Linked DNA regions of Mus musculus: region 2 is linked to region 1. A link is a loop called in an ENCODE intact Hi-C map of the cell type or tissue named here. Cell type or tissue: heart. All regions are shown on one strand. Links, peaks and the distances in the headings refer to the core of each region. The heading gives the core; the rest is flanking DNA.

What was found. Hi-C counts contacts between places; a loop is a spot of excess contacts. Peaks named below come from ENCODE experiments on the same cell type or tissue, not always from the same donor. Only the 100,000 strongest peaks of a DNase experiment are listed, where the experiment ranks them.
Region 2: it touches region 1 in a loop (2.1-fold over the local background); 3 of 42 quality-filtered maps call a loop at or near these places.

The regions. Positions count from the first base shown.
Region 1 is chr3:151,909,494-151,920,926 of GRCm38, reverse strand. It overlaps Gm31596 (a long non-coding RNA gene), which reads left to right and starts at 8,810. Exons shown (of 3, transcript XR_376252.1): 1 at 8,810-8,987. In heart, for the core only: no CTCF peak of the experiment used is centred there; DNase peaks (open chromatin) are centred at 6,816 and 8,486.
Region 2 is chr3:151,832,715-151,840,714 of GRCm38, reverse strand. It overlaps Ptgfr (prostaglandin F receptor), which reads left to right and starts at 3,187. Exons shown (of 3, transcript NM_008966.3): 1 at 3,187-3,413; 2 at 4,774-5,643. The coding sequence starts at 4,846. In heart, for the core only: a CTCF peak has its summit at 3,756; DNase peaks (open chromatin) are centred at 3,314 and 3,794; H3K4me3 peaks cover 1,321 bases; H3K27ac peaks cover 682 bases; H3K27me3 peaks cover 1,121 bases.

The sequences.
Region 1 (11,433 bases), core at 1,956-9,955:
CAGCTATAGGTATTTCTGGTGGAATTTTTGTGGTCACTTAAGCGTACTATCATATCATCTACAAATAGTGATAATCTGACTTTTTCTTCTCCAATTTGTATCCCTTTGACCTCCTTATGTTGTTTGTCTAATTGCTCTAGCTAGAACTTCAAGTACTAAATTGCATAGGTAGGGAGAGAATGGGCAGCCTTGTCGTCTAGTCCCTGATTTTAGTAGGATTGCTTCAAGTTTCTCTTCATTTAGTTTGATGTTGGCTACTGGTTTTCTGTATATTGCCTTTACTATGTTTAGGTATGGGCCTTGAATTCCTGATATTTCCAAGACTTTTATCATGAATGGTGTTGAATTTTGTCAAATGCTTTCTCTGCATCCAAGGAAATGATCATGTTTTTTTTTTTCTTTAGAGATTGTTTATATAGTGGATTATGTCAATGGATTTCTGTATATTGAACCATCCCTGCATCCCTAGGATGAAGCCTACTTGATCATAATGGATGATTGTTTTGATGTGTTCTTGGATTCTGTTTGTGAGAATTTTATTGAGTATTTTTGCATCGATATTCATAAGGGAAATTGGTCTGAAGTTCTCTTTCTTTGTTGCGTCTTTGTGTGGTTTAAGTATGAGCATAATTGTGGCTTCATAAAACAAATTGGGTAGTGTCCCTTCTGTTTCTGTTTTGTGCAATATTTTAAGAGTATTGGAATTATGCCTTCTTTGAAGGTGTGATAGAACTCTACACTAAACCCATCTAGTCCTGGGTGGATTTTTGGTTGAAAGACTTAATGACTGCTTCTATTTCTTTAGGGGTTATGGGAATGTTTAGATGGTTTATCTGATCCTGACTTAACTTTGGTATCTGATATCTGTTTAGAAAATTGTCCATTTCATCCAGATTTTTCAGTTTTGTTGAATATAGGCTTTTGTAGTAGGATCTGATAATTTTTTGGATTTCCTCAGTTTCTGATGTTGTGGTTTTGTTGAGAATTGATTTTATTCAATATTAGAATAGCTACTTCAGCTTGTTTCTTTGAACCATTCGCTTGGAAATTTTTTCCAGCCTTTTACTCTGAGGTAATGTCTGTCCTCGTCACTGAGGTGCATTTCCTGTATGCAGTAAAATTCTGGTCCTGTTTACATATCCAGTCTGTTAGTCTATGCCTTTTTATTGGGGATTTGAGTCCTTAATGTTAAGAGATATTAAGGAATAGTGATTGTTGCTTCCTGTTATTTTTGTTGTTAGAGGTGGAATTATGTTTGTGTGGCTGTCTTCTTTTGGATTTGTTGAAACTTTACTTTCTTGCTTTTCCTTGGTAAGTTTCCCCCCTTGTGTTGATGTTTTCCATCTATTATCCTTTGTATGGTTAGACTTATGGAAAAATACTGTATAAATTTGGTTTTGTTATGGAATATCTTGATTTCTCCATCTACAGTAATTTAGTTTCTTTTTTGGGGGTGGGGGCAATATAGTAGCCTGGGCTGACATTTGTGTTCTTTTAGTTTCTGTATGGCATCTGGCCAGGATCTTCTAACTTTCATAGTCTCTGTTGAGAAGTCTGGTGTAATTCTTATAGGTATGCCTTTATATGTTACTTGACCTTTTTCCCTTACTGCTTTTAATATTCTTTGTTTGTTTTGTGCATTTGGTGTTTTGATTATTATTTGATGGGAGGAATTTCTTTTCTGGTCCAGTCTATTTGGAGTTCTGTATGCTCCTTGTATGTTTATGGGCACCACCTTCTTTCAGTTAGGGAAGTTTTCTTCTATAATTTTGTTGAAGATATTTACTGGCCCTTTAAGGTGGGAACCTTTGCTCTCTTCTATACCTATTATCCTTAGGTTTGACTTTCCATTGTGTCCTGGTTTTCCTGGATGTTTGGGTTTAGGATCTTTTTGCATTTTGCATTTTCTTTGACTGTTGTGTCAATGTTTTCTATGGCATCTTCTACACCTGAGATTTTTTTTCTTCTGTCTCTTATATTCTGTTGGTGATGCTTGCATCTATGACTCCTGATCTTTTCCAGGTTTTCTATCTCCAGTCCTGTCTCCCTTTGTGATTTTTTTTTATTGCTTCTATGTCCATTTTTAGATTCTGGATGTTTATGTTCAATTCCTTCACCTCTTTGGTTGTGTTTTCCTGTGATTCTTTAAGGCATTTTTGTGTTTTCTTTTTAAGTGCTTCTCCTTGTTTACCTTTGTCCTCTTGTATTTCTTTAAGTGAGTTATTTATGTCCTTCTTAAAGTCCTCTATCATTATCATGAGATGTGATTTTAAGTCTGAATCTTGCTTTTCTGGTATGTTGGGTATCTAGGATTTGATTTGGTAGGAGAACTGGGTTCTGATAATGCCAATTAGCCTCGGTTCCTGTTGCTTAAGTTCTTTGCTTCCCTCTCACCATCTGGTTATCTCTGGTGTCAGTTGGTCTTCCTGTCTCTGACTAGAGCTTGTCTCTCCTGTGGGCCTGTGAGCCTGTGCTCTTTGGTGTCTCATGGGAGAACAGCACTCTTTAGGTGGGATTTGTGTATGGAGGGTTGTGGGACAGCCTTAGCTCAGGGGTGGAGATGGAGACCAGAAGGCTAAACATATGGGCTTAACTCCAAATAAAAGAGGCAGACTGGCTGATGAGATTAAATGGGATCTAACTATTCAATGTCTTAAAGAAATATATCCCATTGGTAAAGATAAATAGCAACTCAAAATGAAGGTTGGGAAGAGAGTCACTAAGCACTTGAAAAATTTAGAACAGGGAGGATTACTAAACGCATATCTGGCAAAATGGGCTTCAAGCAAACATTTATTCAGAGGTCTAAAGAAGGTCATTATGTGTTAATGAAAGGACAGATTCATCAGGAAGATAGAATAATTAAAAAATAATACACTGGGTACTGACATGCTCAGTTTCATAAAATAAGTACAACTGGACAAATATATGTATAGCTACAAAACTAAAATAAAAAATTAATTAATCAGTATTAAAAATCAATACTTTACTCAACATACCAAGGCAGAAAGCCAAGGCAGAATAATTAACAACAACAAAAAAGTTTGAGAATTTAAGTGTTCCATAGATGAAATGAATGTCACCAGAATATAGAGAATATGCCATCCGATAGCTTCTGGATATACTCTTTTCTCAGTAGCCTATTGAACTGTAACAGATGTTTTGTGGTATAACCATGAAGCAAGTCTTCACAAATAAAATTAATTAAAATTTCCTGTGTTTATCAGATCATAATTAGATAAAGTTATTTATCAGTAGCAAGAGAAAATATAGAAACTGTAACATAAAAGCAACAGTAATTACAAATCATTGGTCATTAATCCCTCTCAACATCAATGGTCTCAATTCTCCAATAAAAAGACACAGGCTAATACAGTGGATTCATAAATAGGACCCATCATTCTGCTTCATATACACCCCAGCAACAAAGTTAGTCATTTCTTCTGAGTAAAGGGCTGGAAAAAGGTTTTCCAAGCAAACAGACCCAGGAAACAAGCTGAGGTAGTCATTCTAATATCTGATAATGCAGACTTTCAACCAAAGGTAATAAAAAGAGATGGAGAAGGACATTTTTTATATTCATCAAAGGAAAATCCACCAGAGGATGCCTCTATTCTGACCATCTTATGACACAAATGCAGGGGCACCCACATTCATAAAAGAAACATTACTAATGCTTAAATCACATATTGAACCCCATACACTAATATTAGGAGACTCTAACACCACACTCTCACTAATGGACAGGTCATTGAAACTAAACAGAGAAAAGATGAAATTAACAGACATTATGAATCAAATGGATTTAACAGATATCTAAAGAACATTATTCACAAACACAAAAGAATATACCTTATTCTCAGCATCTCATAGAACCTTCTCCAAAACTGACCATATAGCCAGTCACAAACCAACTCTCAATGTATACAAGAAGTTTGAAATAATCCCTTGCATTTTATCAGATCACGATGGATTAAAGCTGAACTTCAACAACAGAAACAACAGGAAGCCCTCAAACTCATGGAAACTGAACAACTCTCTCCTCAGTGGTCACTGTGCCATGGAAGAAATTAAAAAAAAGAAATTAAAGACTTTCTAGAATTCAATGTAAACAAAGGCACAGCATAACCAAACTTCTGTGATACAATGAAAGCAGTGCTAAGAGGAAAGTTTATAGCATTAAGTGCCTCCACAAATAAATTACAGAGTTCTCATACTAGCAATTTAAAAGTACATCTGAAAGCTCTAGAAAAGAAGAAGAAGAAAACACACCCAAGAGGAGGAGAATGCAGGAAATAATCAAACTCAAGGCTGAAATCAATCAATTACAAAGAGAACAATTACAAAGAATCAATGAAACCAAGAGCTGGTTCCTTGAGAAAATTAACAAGATAGATAAACCCTTAGCCAAATTAACTAAAAGGCAAAGAGACAATATTCAAATTAACAAAATCAGAAATGAAAATGTGGCATAACAACAGACACTGAGGAGATCCAAAGAATCATTAGGTCTTATTTCAAAAGGTTGTTCTTCACAAAATTTGAAAATCTAAATGAAATCCACTTAACAAAGTAAAATCAAGATCTGGTGAACAATCTATAACTTCTAAGAAAATAGAAACAGTCATTAAAATCTGCCCTCCACAACTCTTCCCCCACCAAAAAAAAAAGCCCAGGAACCGCTGGTTTTAGCACAGAATTTTACCAGACTTTCAAAGAAGAGCTAAAACCAATACTCCTCAAACTATCCCATGAAATAGAAGGAACATTGCCAAATTCGTTCCATGAGTATAGTCACCCTGATATCTAAACCACACAAAGACCCAACAAAGAAAGAGAACTTCAGACCAATTTCCCTTATGAATATCGATGCAAAAATACTCAATAAAGTTCTCGCTAACCAAACCCAAGAACACATCAAAAGCATCATCCACGATGACCAAGTAGGCTTCATCCCAGGGATGCAGAGGTGATTCAATATCCACAAAAACCCCATCAACATAACCCAACATACAAACAAACTGAAAGAAAAAAACCACATGATCATCTCATTAGATGCTGAGAATGCCTTTGACAAAATCCTACACTTCTTCATATTTAAAAGTCCTGGAGAGGTCAGGGATACAAGGCGCATACTACACATAAGACAGGCAACATACAGCAAGCCAATAACCAACATCAAATTAAATGGAGAGAAATGTAAAACATCTCCACGAAAATCAAGGACAAGATAAAGTTATCCACTCTTTCCATATTCTATCCATTATAGTACTTAAATTTCTAGCTAGAGCAATAAGACAACTAAAGGAGGTCAGGGCATATAAATTGGAAAAGAAGAAGTCAAGCTATTGCTATTTACAGAAAGATATAATAGTATGCATAAGTGATAAAGTGTTTTAAGTTGATAATTTCCCTTCCCGTATGTCCTTTAAGAATCAACCTTGTTATCCAAAAACAACTTACCACAGATGTAACTTACATAAGCCACAGAGAAACAGACAGGAAAAGAGAAAAGAAGTGAGGACCATTCAGCTAATGATGTAAGCTAAGTAAATGGAGCAATGAACACAGTCTCATAAGTAGGAGGGAAATAACAGTGGATTTCCACATAAGCCAAAGAGGAAAGCCAGCAATAAAGAACAAGGGACAAAGGAACGACTTGTTCACTGATGACTTCTGAGAAACTGACCTAAGAGGGATTTTTCCCAGCCTTTCTCTCTATCCCGACATCCTTACAACCAACCACATAGCAGCATGGGATGCTCGTTATCGTACAATTCCAACAAGCTGAAGCCGTGGTCCCCACGGAAGGCAGGATCTACCAATGGACTGTAGAGCAATGCTAGAGCCATTTCTAGGCCTGTTCTTCATAGACTGCTTTTCCTTTTCTTGTCTCTTAGAGCTTCTCCTCTTAGAGCCAGCCACCACGGAAAGTCTAGGTACGCCCACCCGTGGTGTGCCCAAGCATCCTGATGGAGAGGTCTAAGAGCCTCCAGATTCCCTGAGAATTCCCTGATTGGCTGAACTACCTGACCAATGGTAACCTCCAGTTGTCAGTGGTGGAAAAAGAAGAAGAGGACCTCGGCATTGCTTGAGGTCCCAGACGGCATGCTATGGAACAGAGAACAGCCAGCCCCATCAGGTCCTGCCTAAATTGCAGATTTTCCAAGGAAAATGAACAGTATTGTTTTATGTCCCTAAGTTTTAGTGTGGTTTATTACATAACAGTAAATAACTGGTATGCCTTGCTAGCAGAATGAGCACATTTCACACTAGGGAAGCATTTCTGTGAGTGGGTGGGGCTAAAGGAATGATACTTCAGTCTCTAGACAAAGTGAAGATTCTCAATCACCCTCTGACTGCCTGTCTTTCTCTGATCTTTAAGATCTTATTCTACCATCTTATATTTTAATGTCGTGAAAGAAAAGCAAGGAGGGAAGCAAAGCAGCTTCCAGCCAGACACTCTGCTCGTGGTCACGTGATCTGCTGACTGGCATAGCTCTGCGAGGCCTCAAAGCATTAGGAAGAATGACTAAGTAAGCCCCCGAAGAGAAACTCACATGGAATGGAAAATCTGTCCTCAAGGCACATCTGTGTTTGCCATCTGTGCTGAGACCTACAGAGAAATCCTATGGACAATGGGGCCAATCAGAGCGTGTTTACACTCAGCCTTGCTTCCCTACTAGTTACAGCGTGAAATCGTGAGCCAACCAGAATCAAGTTTGTCCAATTCATTCATGCTACCACCTTTTTAGCTTGTGTTTGTACAAACGCTTGCTTCTCTGCCTCCACCCTGCACCCCGCCCCCTACTCCTCACCGGAACTTCCTCTATTGTGGCACTTCCCACGTAGCAAGTACTTGGCTGCCTCCCATACTAGACACTCACATCCGGGAAGTCTTTGTGTATCTAGTTAACAGAGCTTTGGCATCCTGTAAGAGCTTAATTATTGGAGTTTGTGGGGAACGACAATAGGAATTGAGTAACATTTATGCTTAGACACAGCTTCAAATTGCCCCCAGATGACCAAGAGGCTCCTAGAAAAGAAAAGAAAAAAATTGAAAAGTGATTTTTTTCCTCCAGAACTTTCCATTAACTCTTCTAAACACAAACATGAATCTAATCTTCCTAAGTCCATATGTCTGGAGTTACTTAGGTACTTAGTTTTATGATTGGGACAAAACACTACATTTGTTCTTGATAATATTTAAATTTTAAAAGTCGAATCTGAGCTGGGCAGTGGTGGCCTTTAATCCCAGCACTTGAGAGGCAGAGGCAGGCAGATTTCTGAGTTCGAGGCCAGCCTGATCTACAAAGTGAGTTCCAGGACAGCCAGGGCTATATGGAGAAACCCTGTTTCGAAAAACCAAAAACCAAAAACCAAACAAAAACAAAAACAACAACAACAACAACAACAAAAAAGAAAGAAAAAAAAGTCAAATCTGTTTCATTGCAACCTGGGACAGCAGATAAACATTAGAGAAGGAATCCAACCTCACTTTTAATAGATAGTAATTTAAAGTTTGGAAAAATTAAAACTTTAGACCATTCTTTGATTGAAGAAAATTTTATTTCTAAAATGATGGTTTTTAAAGTAGATAACTGAAATTTCAGAGATAATTTATCCCAAAGAAAAGTAAATGACAACATTCTAGAATATTATGATTCTTTCAGTAAGCTAGTAGAAATTTAATACATTTTTCTTTGGTCTCATGATTGCTTCCAATTTTATATACAATAGTAACAGCAAAGATACAAACTTTCTTTTTGCTTTTTTTTTTAAACTTGAATTTTAGTGTTTTTACTGATCTAGGGACTTTTATGTGATAGGTAGGTCCTCTACAAATTAGTTACATCGCCATTCCCCTGCCTCCCCCCCCCCAAACTTCGTTTTATTATATGTGTTTAACAAACAGTTCCACCGAATTGCCCAGCTCACATGAGTTTGCAACGTAGCCCAGGTGGGGTTGTGAGTACATGCCACCATAGCTGGCAAGTTTAATGTCTCAGAAAATTGTGGTCATGCCTGTTTATGTTTTTTTGTTGTTTACATGTAATATTTCCTGGATTTCTCTTCGTTTCCTGGTATATTTTACCTGTACTTCATTTAATCAGTTGTTGATGTTTTACAGCGTTTTTTACTTTATGTGTTTCATTTTCTAACACTTGTTTTTTCCCCCCTCAGATCTAATTAATTTTTGTCAGATTTCTTATCCACATTGCTACTTCCTCATCTAGATCCTGAACTGACTGACACAAGCCATTCATTTGATCGTTTATACTGTCTTTGAAATCATCCGTCACTTATAACATCAGATGTTTGACCAAGTGCTGGCTACACTTAGGGTGTGAGCCTGAGCAAGTTCTCCTTAGGGTGCGAGCCTGAGCAGGCTCTCCTTAGGGTGCGAGCCTGAGCAGGCTCTCCTTAGGGTGCGAGCCTGAGCAGGCTCTCCTTAGGGTGCGAGCCTGAGCAAGTTCTCCTTCCTTCTAGGGACGTCCCAGTTCGCTTTGGCAAAGCTAATGGGTGCCTTCCGAGCGCACTGGAGCCTGAAGCAAGGAAAGCTGGTGGAACACTGAGATCTGCTCCAGAAGCCGAGTTTCTGTGTTTTCATCCTCCTCAGAACTCTGCACACCCTGCAAGAGGGGATCGCAGCCATCTAGTGGTCCCCTAGATCTGGGCATCGGAGTTTTCAGTCAAACCACGTGGCACAGAGCCAGCTACAGAGGCTGAATAGCACCTTGGCCGTGGCTCAAGTTGTCCATTTCTGAAGTTATAATATGCTGATGGACTTAATTCCTTGTCACGGAGAGTGGGGACACAAAACACTTTTACTTCCACAGCCTGGCCCTCCTGCCACCTGAACTTACCAGCATGTCCACCTTCAGGTTTATTCTTTTCTACAACTGCCTTGTATGGCTGTTTCTCACCCAGAGACTATGGTTAGGTGTCTCCTGGCTCCCTGGCTTGTTTTCAGAGCTCCAGAGCAGGTAAGTCTGGAACAAGCTCTTTTCTGTATGAAATCTGGCTGCACCACACTTGAAGATATGGGTTTGCCAGAGTGCATTTCTTCCCTAGTTTGGTCTATCACAAAGGACAGATGACAGACTATAGACCCCTTATTTTTTTTTTTATTGGTTATTTTATGTATTTACATTTCAAATGTTATCCCCATTCCTGGTTTCCACTTTGCAAACCCCTTATCCCATTTCCCCTTCTGCTTGCTTCTATGAGGGTGCTCCCCCACCCAACCACCCACTCCTGCCTCACCGCCCTAGCCTTAACATCCCTCTACACTGGAGCATCGAGCCTCCACGGGACCAAGGGGCTTCTCTCCCACTGATTCCAGACAAGGCCATCCTCTGCTACATATGCAGCTGGAGCCATGGGCGCCCCCATGTGTACTCTTTGGTTGGTAGTTTAGTCCTTGAGAACTCTGGGGGGTTTGGTTGGTTGATATTGTTTTTCCTATGGGGTTGCAATACCCTTCAGCTCCTTCAGCCCTTCCCCTAACTCCTCCATTGGGGTCCCTGTGCTCAGTCTGATGGCTGTCTGTGAGCATCAGCATCTGTACTGGTCAGGCTCTGGCAGGGCCTCTCAGGGGACAGCCATATCAGGCCCCTGTCAGCAAGCACTTGGCATACACAATAGTGACTGGGTTTGGTGGTTGTTTATGGGATGAATCCCCAGGTGGGGCAGTCTTTGGATGGCCTTTCCTTCAATCTCTGCTCCACTCTTTCCCTGCATTTCCTTTAGATAGGAGCAACTTTGGGTTAATATTTTTGAGATGGATAGGTGGCCCCATCCATCTCACTAGGGCTTGTGAAAACTTTGGTTTATCTTGTGGCTAGGATTGTGAGTCTTCTCCCACCAAGGCCACCTGGGTTACACAGGCTGTGGCTTTGGCGTCCTTCCTAGGACCAGGACTGAAGCTCTGGGTTGCTTATGTCACTGTTTTATCACGTAAATTGCAGTTTCTCTGCATCTTTTGGCTTTCTTATCATCTTTTTAATTTTTGTTGCTCATTCTTTCTTTATCTCCTTAGGATACAGCCTGTCCTTTGTTACCCAGACTCTTACTATTCACAAAGTTATATATTTTTCTCTTATTTTACAAAGTTATATAGAGTGCTTCGAGTTCCCATCTTACCCCAAGGCTTGTTCTGTGATTGTTAGTCTTAAAATTCAGCTGCTTGGGCACTGTTGTTGACTACATTTATTTTTAAGATTTTCTGAAACCAGGAAAAAGTGTGTCACACACAGTAGATGTTCTAGAAATATTTGTCAAGTGTACAAGCAGTACACCCATAATGAAGAGACTCTGTTGTGGTTATTAGCATCTTTTCCCAATTCCATTTGTTTTCCTAGTGGACTTTGATATGGTGAAATCCCCATGTCCCGCCCTGTGTGAGTGCACTCGAGGGACAGTGCTCTGTCCACACATGCATCCATGCACTGGAATGTGCAGCAGAGTCTGCTCCAGAGGCAGACAAATGAGACCTGTGGTGTTTTTGCAGCTCTTTCTATGAATGGTTTGAGAGTGTAGGATTCTAAACTGCTTTTTAAACTCTTGTTATTTAATTTGTGGCTCTTTCTGAGATCTTATGAGCTCTGCACGATATAATGAGAAGCAGGTCAAAGAGCCCAACTGGGCCTTGTCTTTTTTTCTTCCTCCCCTCTTTCTTTCTTTTTAAGAAAGGTCTCCTGTTTTCTCCATGAGGTTTTACTGGGGATTTCCCTGATGGTTTTACCCTCTTTCCTCGGGTCCCCCTGTTGCAGTTACTCACTGGGAGTATGGGTTTTCACTGATGCAATTTTGTTTAGAGTGTAACTTCTTGGTGGCAGGGAATTTTGTTTGCCTGTTTTACTTCTATATTGTGCTGATCAGTGCTGAGCGTGGCACACCACTTGGCACATAGAAGGAACTTGAAGGATAATTTAAGGCTACTTGGTTGGTAGAGTGCTTGTCTAGTACACACAAGGCTGTGGGTTTGATCCAAGCCCAGATAAACTACAAGTGGACGTGAAAAAAAAAAAGTCCTCTGTAGCTGTTCCTTCCAAATCCTAAAGTCTATTACCACTAAGGATAATTGGGACACAGTTGCCACAGAATTTGCTCAGTGGCCCCACATACCAGATGCCCAAAGTATGAGTGATGTCTCTAGAATCCCACAAGAGTCTAAACTTTCATAATCTCAAGTGTGAGTAAAGACATGGCAAGATCAGAACTCAGTGCCAGCAAATACAGAGATAGCAAAAACCCCATTTCCACACTTTTGGTCTGATTGGCCTCTTTGGGTGTGTGGTTCTGGCCTGGCCTGGCAAAATATCTCCTGGTTTCTCTTTACGCACAGCTAAATGCCTCAGCAGTGTGGTCTGGCTCCTGCTGAACTGTAGTTAGAACTGTGCATGAAACTCTGTAAGCTAGAGGCTGCAC
Region 2 (8,000 bases), core at 1-8,000, 78 kb after region 1:
ACTCACCACTGAGTCTGATGGTCTGAGTGTGATCCCGAGAGCCACGTGATAGAAGGAGAGAACCTACTCCCGCAAATTGTCCTTTGACTTTCTCGTGCACTCTATGACATGTTTACACTTGTGGACCACACTCCCTCCACATGCACAGAAAACGAACACAGAAGTGTAGTTTAAAAATAAATATATTTTTTTAAAAGAAAGAAGGCTATTTGCATTACCTGCCCTATGCCCACTTTGTGGCAGGCTTCTTCCACTCACTCAGGAATGGAGCCTGGGTTGCTTTCATTCTCATACAGAAGGGACATGGGGCAGATAGCCGAGTGAGCAGAACTTTTGGCTCTGTTGCAGAACAGCTCTAGGTATGGAGAGAAAAGCAATGCGCACGCAACCAATGTCAAATCGAAGTGCTCACTTCATAAAGTCAGAACAGCAGCCATTTCTTTTTCAAAGAGCTACAGAAATCGCATCATTTTTTCCAACCTACTTTGCATCTATTCCTGGGATCACTTCTTTAGAACCCAGTTCCTCATCAAGACCCAGTCCACCCAAATGTTCTTAGAAGTCCCCAACACCAACTGTACCTTCTGCTTCCAACCCCTTCTGCTTCTCTCAGAGGAGGAGCCCACTGGAGGCCCTGTTTAACCTCTCACCTACCCTTCCTCCTCCACAGCTAAGACTTGGATCCTAGCTGCTCACTCCAGAGACCTGGATTGCTGTTGTTCACACTGCCCTCTATGTGATACTCAGTCACACAGCTCTAGGAAGCGAAAACATCTTTTATTAGGTAGCAAGTCTCTTAGTAAGTTGTATTACATTTTTATAATTTACTCCTCACAAATGCATTACGTATATTACTTTTTATGTATCAAATGTTTACATAATAAACATGAATTTAAGTCTAAAGTTGTAATTTCCATAATAACCAAATTGGGGCACGTTCCTCTATTAATCTCAGTGGCAAATTCCAATAAACCTTTGCAGGCAATTTAATTAAAATGCCAAACCTCAATTTTCAACATTCCTCCTTGATTTTTATGGAGTATTTTTTTCTTTCAATTTCAATGTCATGGAGTGTGCACATTTTTTGTCTAAACTGCTCCATGTCTAATCCCGAGTAGTGATGGCTAAGTCCACCCATACAGTGCATTCCTCTCTTGTCTCCTTCAGTGGAGGCAAAGCTAGCATCAACTTTGTCTCCATTCAACATAAAGAGAATGCTGGTTTGGGAACCCCATCACATGCCTACTGCAGAAGCACGCTCATCTCTTGGCAGGGACCACACAATACAGCAATTCATGGTTGCTCACAGAGCATTTATATCTGTCTCCTAGAAGGCAGAGGGCTAATTCTCACTGAATCTGGTGAATGGATGTGTCTACAAGTGGCTCTATAGGCGTATCAACTTCACACATGCAGCAATAAAACCAAAATGAGATATATTTTAAAAAGGCTGGTCAGCCTCTCATCTTCAGCTCTTCTGTTTTTGCCTGACGGCTTTTCTTTCTGTGGATTAACCCGTTTTGTAGCACTGTCTTTGGGGACTAGGAACTGGGAGTCAGATTAGGGTGGCACATAGGCCTGGGAGCAACATTAAAAGTTGTTCATTGTTCACTTTTTGAGAGCACCTTGCCCTGCTAATATTAATATGTCTAGTTTGTCTGAACTATGTGTTGGTTAAGGAATGGGGTTCTAAAGAGGGAATTCCAATAACAGATGCAGAATAGATTGAAGAAATGATGCAATTCCGGTAGTGCTTTGGAAAAGAAATCACAATTGCCTTGGTTTTATTGAGTGCTACAATTTGACATTGAATGAGCAGGCTGGTTCCTTCCCACCCAGTTCCACAGCACTGGTGTGAGATGCCCCTGTCTCCAAGCTGCAGAGATTCCCAAATCGAAATCTGGCTCTAGAATTCACTACTTCAAAGATTTGGTGAGAACAGGGGAATGACAGAGAAGACCCCCCCCCCCCCCATAGAGGGCCATTTCCACGAGAGAAACACAAGGAAAACCATCAACACACTGAGCTGCAACCAAGGACTGTTAATCATTAAAGGAAAGAGTGGCACTCCGTGTCACATTTTCAGTGTGGCTTGTGACAGGGTTGTTCTTTGGATACTGGCCATCCCGGGACACAGCATTTTCCAACTAATCAAAACATTGACCTCTCTGACCATACCCAAGTCACAGTTTAAACACGCTATGATAATATCAATTAAAACTGCTCTGTCTCCACCACAGGGGGAGAGTGTGCAGCCGGACTTTTCTACAGTTAATGGCTAATTTATTTTATCTTGCCTTTGCACTTTATGAGCCCTTTCGATCTTCAGGAATTTGGAAGCACCTTCTGGCTCTGGAATGGAGAAGCAGATTCCAGAACTCTTTACACAGCTAGTGACAACCTTTTGCTAGGGCCAGAAGGGAAATCGAGGTAATAGGGGCACACAAGTGCTGCGCTGGAAATGACATATTCAGAGGTGTGGATGTTATTAGCTAAAAAACAATCATAGTGAAAAGAACTCACATTGTACAAGTTCACACAGCACTATACGTTTAACAAGCTCAAATAACAGTTCTTAATGAAAAATGAGCGCGCCTTTACTTGAACACAAAGTACATTTTACAAAATCTATAAGGTGTATATCCTTTGTTGTGGATGTCACTAGAAATTCTCTCAAGGACTTCGAAGCTCCCAAAAGGTCTCGAATCCCAGGCCAGCAGGTGCTTAAGAACGCAGCTCTCACTTCCCTTTATACTCTTACCCGGCTTGCACTCCAGTGACAGTGGAGCCTAAGGCTGTTCCTCTTACAGCAGTTGCCCAGAACTTCTAATTCACTCCCTGTGGATATCTGCTAGAAGTTCTCTTTCAAACTGGCAGACCTTTACCCAGATTTCCGCGTCCCTTTTTGGTTGGACCTGGAATTAATTCATTCCCCATAAGCTGTACCCGACAATCCCACACACCAGGCTCTAAACATGCCTTGGTTTTCCTTGTTTCTGTCTTGAAGCTTCGGAAATGACCTCTTTCATTTGGAAACGAGTTTAAAGCAAAACTTTCCGTAGTTGCCTGGTGGCTAAAAGCGTTGTCTTCTGCTGCTCGGTGGCCAAAGCATCAGAGGACCGTGCAGCAGCCTCACCCTGTGCGGGCAGAGAAAGTGGGCGGAGAGGAGAGAGACGAGGAAGGGGCGGAGGTCACCCAGCCCTCCACCCTGCAGAGGCTGGGAGCATCTCTAGGTGCTCTGGAGTTCAGGACACAATAGGTCCTGCGGGTGATCCAGTGCTCAGAAGTGTCCTAGGGAGGAAAGAGAGGTGGAACCCGAGGTTGCGGCTGCGCAGGGCTGGTTGCGCCATGGAACACCGGGCTCAGCGCTCTTCTGCTCCGGACACAACCACTCAGTGGCTCAGGATGCCGAGGTAAAAACCCCGTGGCTGCATTCCCACGGCCGGATTCCCACGGTCCCTGGATTCTCCAGCTGAACCCAGGGTTGATAAACTCCGGTGGCAACAGCTGCAGGGGTCCCGCTGGAGAGCACTATAGGCTGAGACTGGCAGGGATTTTGGACCCAATTCGTGGTGTGCTATGAGGAAAGAAGGGCTTGGGGGCTTCACTGTAAGGATGGGGCTCAGTAGCAAGGATTTCCACCACCCTCAGGAGAGAAGCACGCACACAGGGCTACCCCTTTCTTTCCCTGAGATTCCCTGCTGGCTGCACTACATGGTCCTTACCCCGGCTGCCGCAGACCTTTGGCGCCCCCCAGGGTGGGAGGGAAAAGAACTCTCCGGAGTTTGAGAAATTGCAAAAAGTTTCAGCAAGTTGGTTAGGTTTAGAGGCAATGTTGCAAGCTGAGGCCCCTTGGGGTGTGGGCTTTGCAACTGTCGAAAGTAGAAATGTGAGTAAGACACCGAGGGGGCAGCCAGCCTCTTTCCTTCAGGCACCTAAAGCCTCTGGGCTGTCAAATCCCCAGCCTCCGGGAAAGCTGCTCTGGGAAAACAATCTAATTATCCAGTGGTGTGGTCCTGAAGCTAGCACGGACTTAGGACTCAACACATTAGGGGCAAAAAACCCAAACAGCAAACAGTACAGCATTTCTCACTGGAGGCTACAGTAACCTGACAGCACCCTTCCTCATCTTGGTGCAGGGATTTCTGCCCCGTGAAAGAAGGCTAGATCAGAAATCACAGCCTCAACACTCTTCCATGAGTCAAAGTGTGACTGAGTGTGAGGTGTGTGTGTGTGTGTGTGTGTGTGTGTGTGTGAGAGAGAGAGAGAGAGAGAGAGAGAGAGAGAGAGAGAGAGAGATTGATTCTGTTTGTTGCCCTTTCATGACCTTGGCTTTATGACCAGCAGGTGGATCAAGTACTTGGGGAGGGGTCAATGTCCCACAGAGAAAAGAACAGGATTTTAAAGGATTAGTTATTTCAATAGATTGCTATGCGTTAAAAACTCCATTGGTTTGAAATCTAACCTTCTTAGTGCTTTAGTAAGACTTCAAATGATTCAAGATGTCAAGGATACATCAGGATGGCTTTTTTTTTTTTTAGATTTCTCTCTCTCTTTCTAGGGAAGTGAACTGATGGTGTCAGTTTGGGCGGTATCTTTATCTTGAAAGAGAGACAACCAGAACAGATGCATGCTGGCGGCAGGGTCCTGCAACCTGACTTATGATAGGCTGGGCAAATCCACCCCATCCCAGGGTGCTGAGGCACTTGGTTCTAAATGTCAGATGACTGACTGGTAATTAGGTCTTTATAATTCCTGTCCTGTATGCTACAGATGTCTGCACTCCGAGACTGCACAGTTGTGACAGAGAGATGACTTGAGGGGACAGCTTTTACCTCCACAACAATGTCTATGAACAGTTCCAAGCAGCCAGTGTCTCCTGCAGCTGGACTCATCGCAAACACAACCTGCCAGACGGAGAACCGGCTTTCAGTATTTTTTTCTATCATCTTCATGACAGTGGGGATCTTATCGAACAGCCTGGCCATCGCCATTCTCATGAAGGCCTACCAGAGATTTAGACAGAAGTCAAAGGCTTCCTTCCTGCTTTTGGCTAGTGGCCTGGTGATCACAGACTTCTTTGGCCACCTTATCAACGGAGGCATAGCTGTCTTTGTATATGCTTCTGATAAAGACTGGATCCGCTTTGATCAGTCAAACATCCTGTGCAGTATTTTTGGAATCTCCATGGTCTTTTCTGGCTTGTGCCCACTTTTTCTAGGCAGTGCGATGGCCATCGAGAGGTGTATAGGAGTCACCAATCCTATATTTCACTCTACGAAGATCACATCTAAACACGTGAAAATGATCCTGAGTGGTGTGTGCATGTTTGCTGTGTTCGTGGCTGTGCTGCCCATCCTTGGACACCGAGATTATCAAATCCAAGCGTCCAGAACCTGGTGTTTCTACAACACAGAGCACATCGAAGACTGGGAAGACAGATTTTATCTCCTGTTCTTTTCTTTCCTCGGACTCTTAGCTCTTGGTGTTTCCTTCTCGTGCAATGCCGTCACGGGAGTCACACTCTTAAGAGTGAAGTTCAGAAGCCAGCAGCATAGGCAAGGCAGATCTCACCACCTGGAGATGATCATTCAGCTCCTGGCCATAATGTGCGTCTCCTGCGTCTGCTGGAGTCCCTTTCTGGTAAGATCCTACAGGGTGGGTGCTTTCTGCTCTCCTGGGTTTATCTATTGATGTGTGCAGTTTGTTTCCATTATAAGGGTTTCTGGTCTAGAATGTCAACCCTTTAAATGCTAAAACTGACTTCAGTGCTCAGCTCTGGCTTAGAGTTTAGTTGTGTTTGATCCACCGGTTTGTTTTTCTATAGGTCCCAGTGAAAAGAAATGTATTTCTGAACAGGTGTAGCCATACTCTTTCCTGCTTCCATGTGGCATAGTGTCAAGTAACACAAGTAGTTTTGACATACTGGGTGTTATCTTCGAAAATGTTAGAATGAGTGGCTGTGTTAGCCCATTGAGTCAGGTAGACTCAATACCATAGAAAGCGATACAGATTTTCATCTGCAGACAGAGGAGAACAGTTGTGGGGTTGTTCTTAATGTAAAGACGAAGTCACAGCTTGCCAACTCTGGGGATGAGCTGAGCTAACAGAGAGCTTAGCCAGCCCTGGGTAAGGAAGACAAGAAGATATCATTTGTTCACTGAGGCCAGGGCATTGCGGACACGTGGGGAGAAGTCTGACTGGCAGGGAGCTCAGACATCAGACATTCGTGAGTGTACAACTTTCATTCCTTTAAACGCTCTGTAGTCAGCAGGCACCTGTGGCAGCCTGGCATTTAATCTGGAACCAAGGGAATTCAGTAGCAGAAGTAAAGCATTCATATTCTCTTCCAGATAGAAGGAAAAACTGTAAGGGAAGCCATGGCCCCAGCTGATCACCAAATTCACTTTATGATGAGAGTAATGATAATATGCAGTTAAAGAGAAGAACCACACTTCTGCAGGAGGAAGGGGGAGCGACAAGTGGGTTCATTCCTTTGCTGCAGTGGTAGGGAAGTGGGCTGGCAGCCAGAGATGAGCATCTAGGTTGGACCAAGGTCAAAATGAGGCAGGAGGAGAAGCAGGTTGGAAGCAGAGGCAATGCAGTCACTGAGGAGGTCGGCTGCAGGCCTGTGAGTAATGTCCTCTCCTGTATCCCTAGCATGGCCCCTGGCTGTCCTAGCCTGCGCAGCTTTCCTACACAGCACAGGTGACCTCCGTGTGATAAAAGGTTGTGAGCTCAGGAGCCGAGGGAAAAGACGCCTTTGTTTTATAAAAGGGCTTCTTTTATCAGTACTTGTTTGTTTTTGTTTTATAGCTTTATAGTTTTAATTTAGTTTCTTATATTTTGCTATATCATTAAAAAAAATCTACTCATGCTTTCCTTAGGCTGTCCAGGTAAAAGGACCCAGGTAAGAGGGCTGAGGCCATTCGTGACAATTGGGCTTTGGGAAGACGCGTGCTGTCGGTTTATGGGAGCTGTGGTGGATGAAAGGTGAAGTCAGATTTGTTCTTAGTAGTATAATGTTTTAGTTGAAGGACAGAAAAATGCTCATTTTGAGTGGTTTAACTTAAATTTATGATACCTGGCACGAGAAATTTCTTAAATTTTTAAACTAGTGTGAATTTTCAAAATACAAAACGAGGGATTGTTTCATTAATACCTCAGCAGCTGTGGAGGTAAAGTGAAAAGAGCGGGGTGAGAAGGTTAAGGAAACATTGAGCATGAAGGGTGAAGGTCATAGCTCGGAAGGACCTGGCGACAAGTGTGTTAGAGGGAGGAGCGTGATTCAGACAGCAACGGTGGTCACTGAGGTGTGTGTGGCTCTGCTCTTAATCATCTTGAGCAATCCCCTTAGCTCTGGCTTTTGATTTTGAAAACTGGAGGAAGATTAGCTCCTGTAAGACCACAGAGAAAGTAGAATCCCAGATTCTTGCCATGAATATGTGAAATTTACATTTTCTCTCCCTTTTTTGCTGAAATTTTGGTTTCTCTTATTGATTGCATAAATAATATGATGTAATTTATATTTCAAATAATTTTAATGGCATTCATTTTTGAGATATTTTCTCCTCTTCCTCTTTTTCACCCCTCCTTCTGAGTGACATACAAAGTAGCAGATTTTCCTGGGGCATTTTCTTGACTTTCTCTTTAGGAATTATTGGTATAGTAATGTGTCACTTATGTTATACTTCTGAAATGCCTTTCAGTGTGTAAATTCCTCCTTATCTGTGCTAAGTACACAGGTGCCTCTCAATTAGCTGATATTATAAGTTGTTTCAACATTCTAAGAGTTCCGTTGGTGTATGATGATGTCAAGTATCTGCCAACCATCCCACTCTAATCATGGTGTACTTCATTTTACAGAGGAGGAAAACAGAATTTGCTTTTCTCAGGAATTGAGATTTAGGAGTCAAGAATAACTATGGCATTTGTTTAAAATGTAACTTACTAGTAGCATTTAGGCTTGCCATATCTGTGTTTCATAGTTGTGAATATGA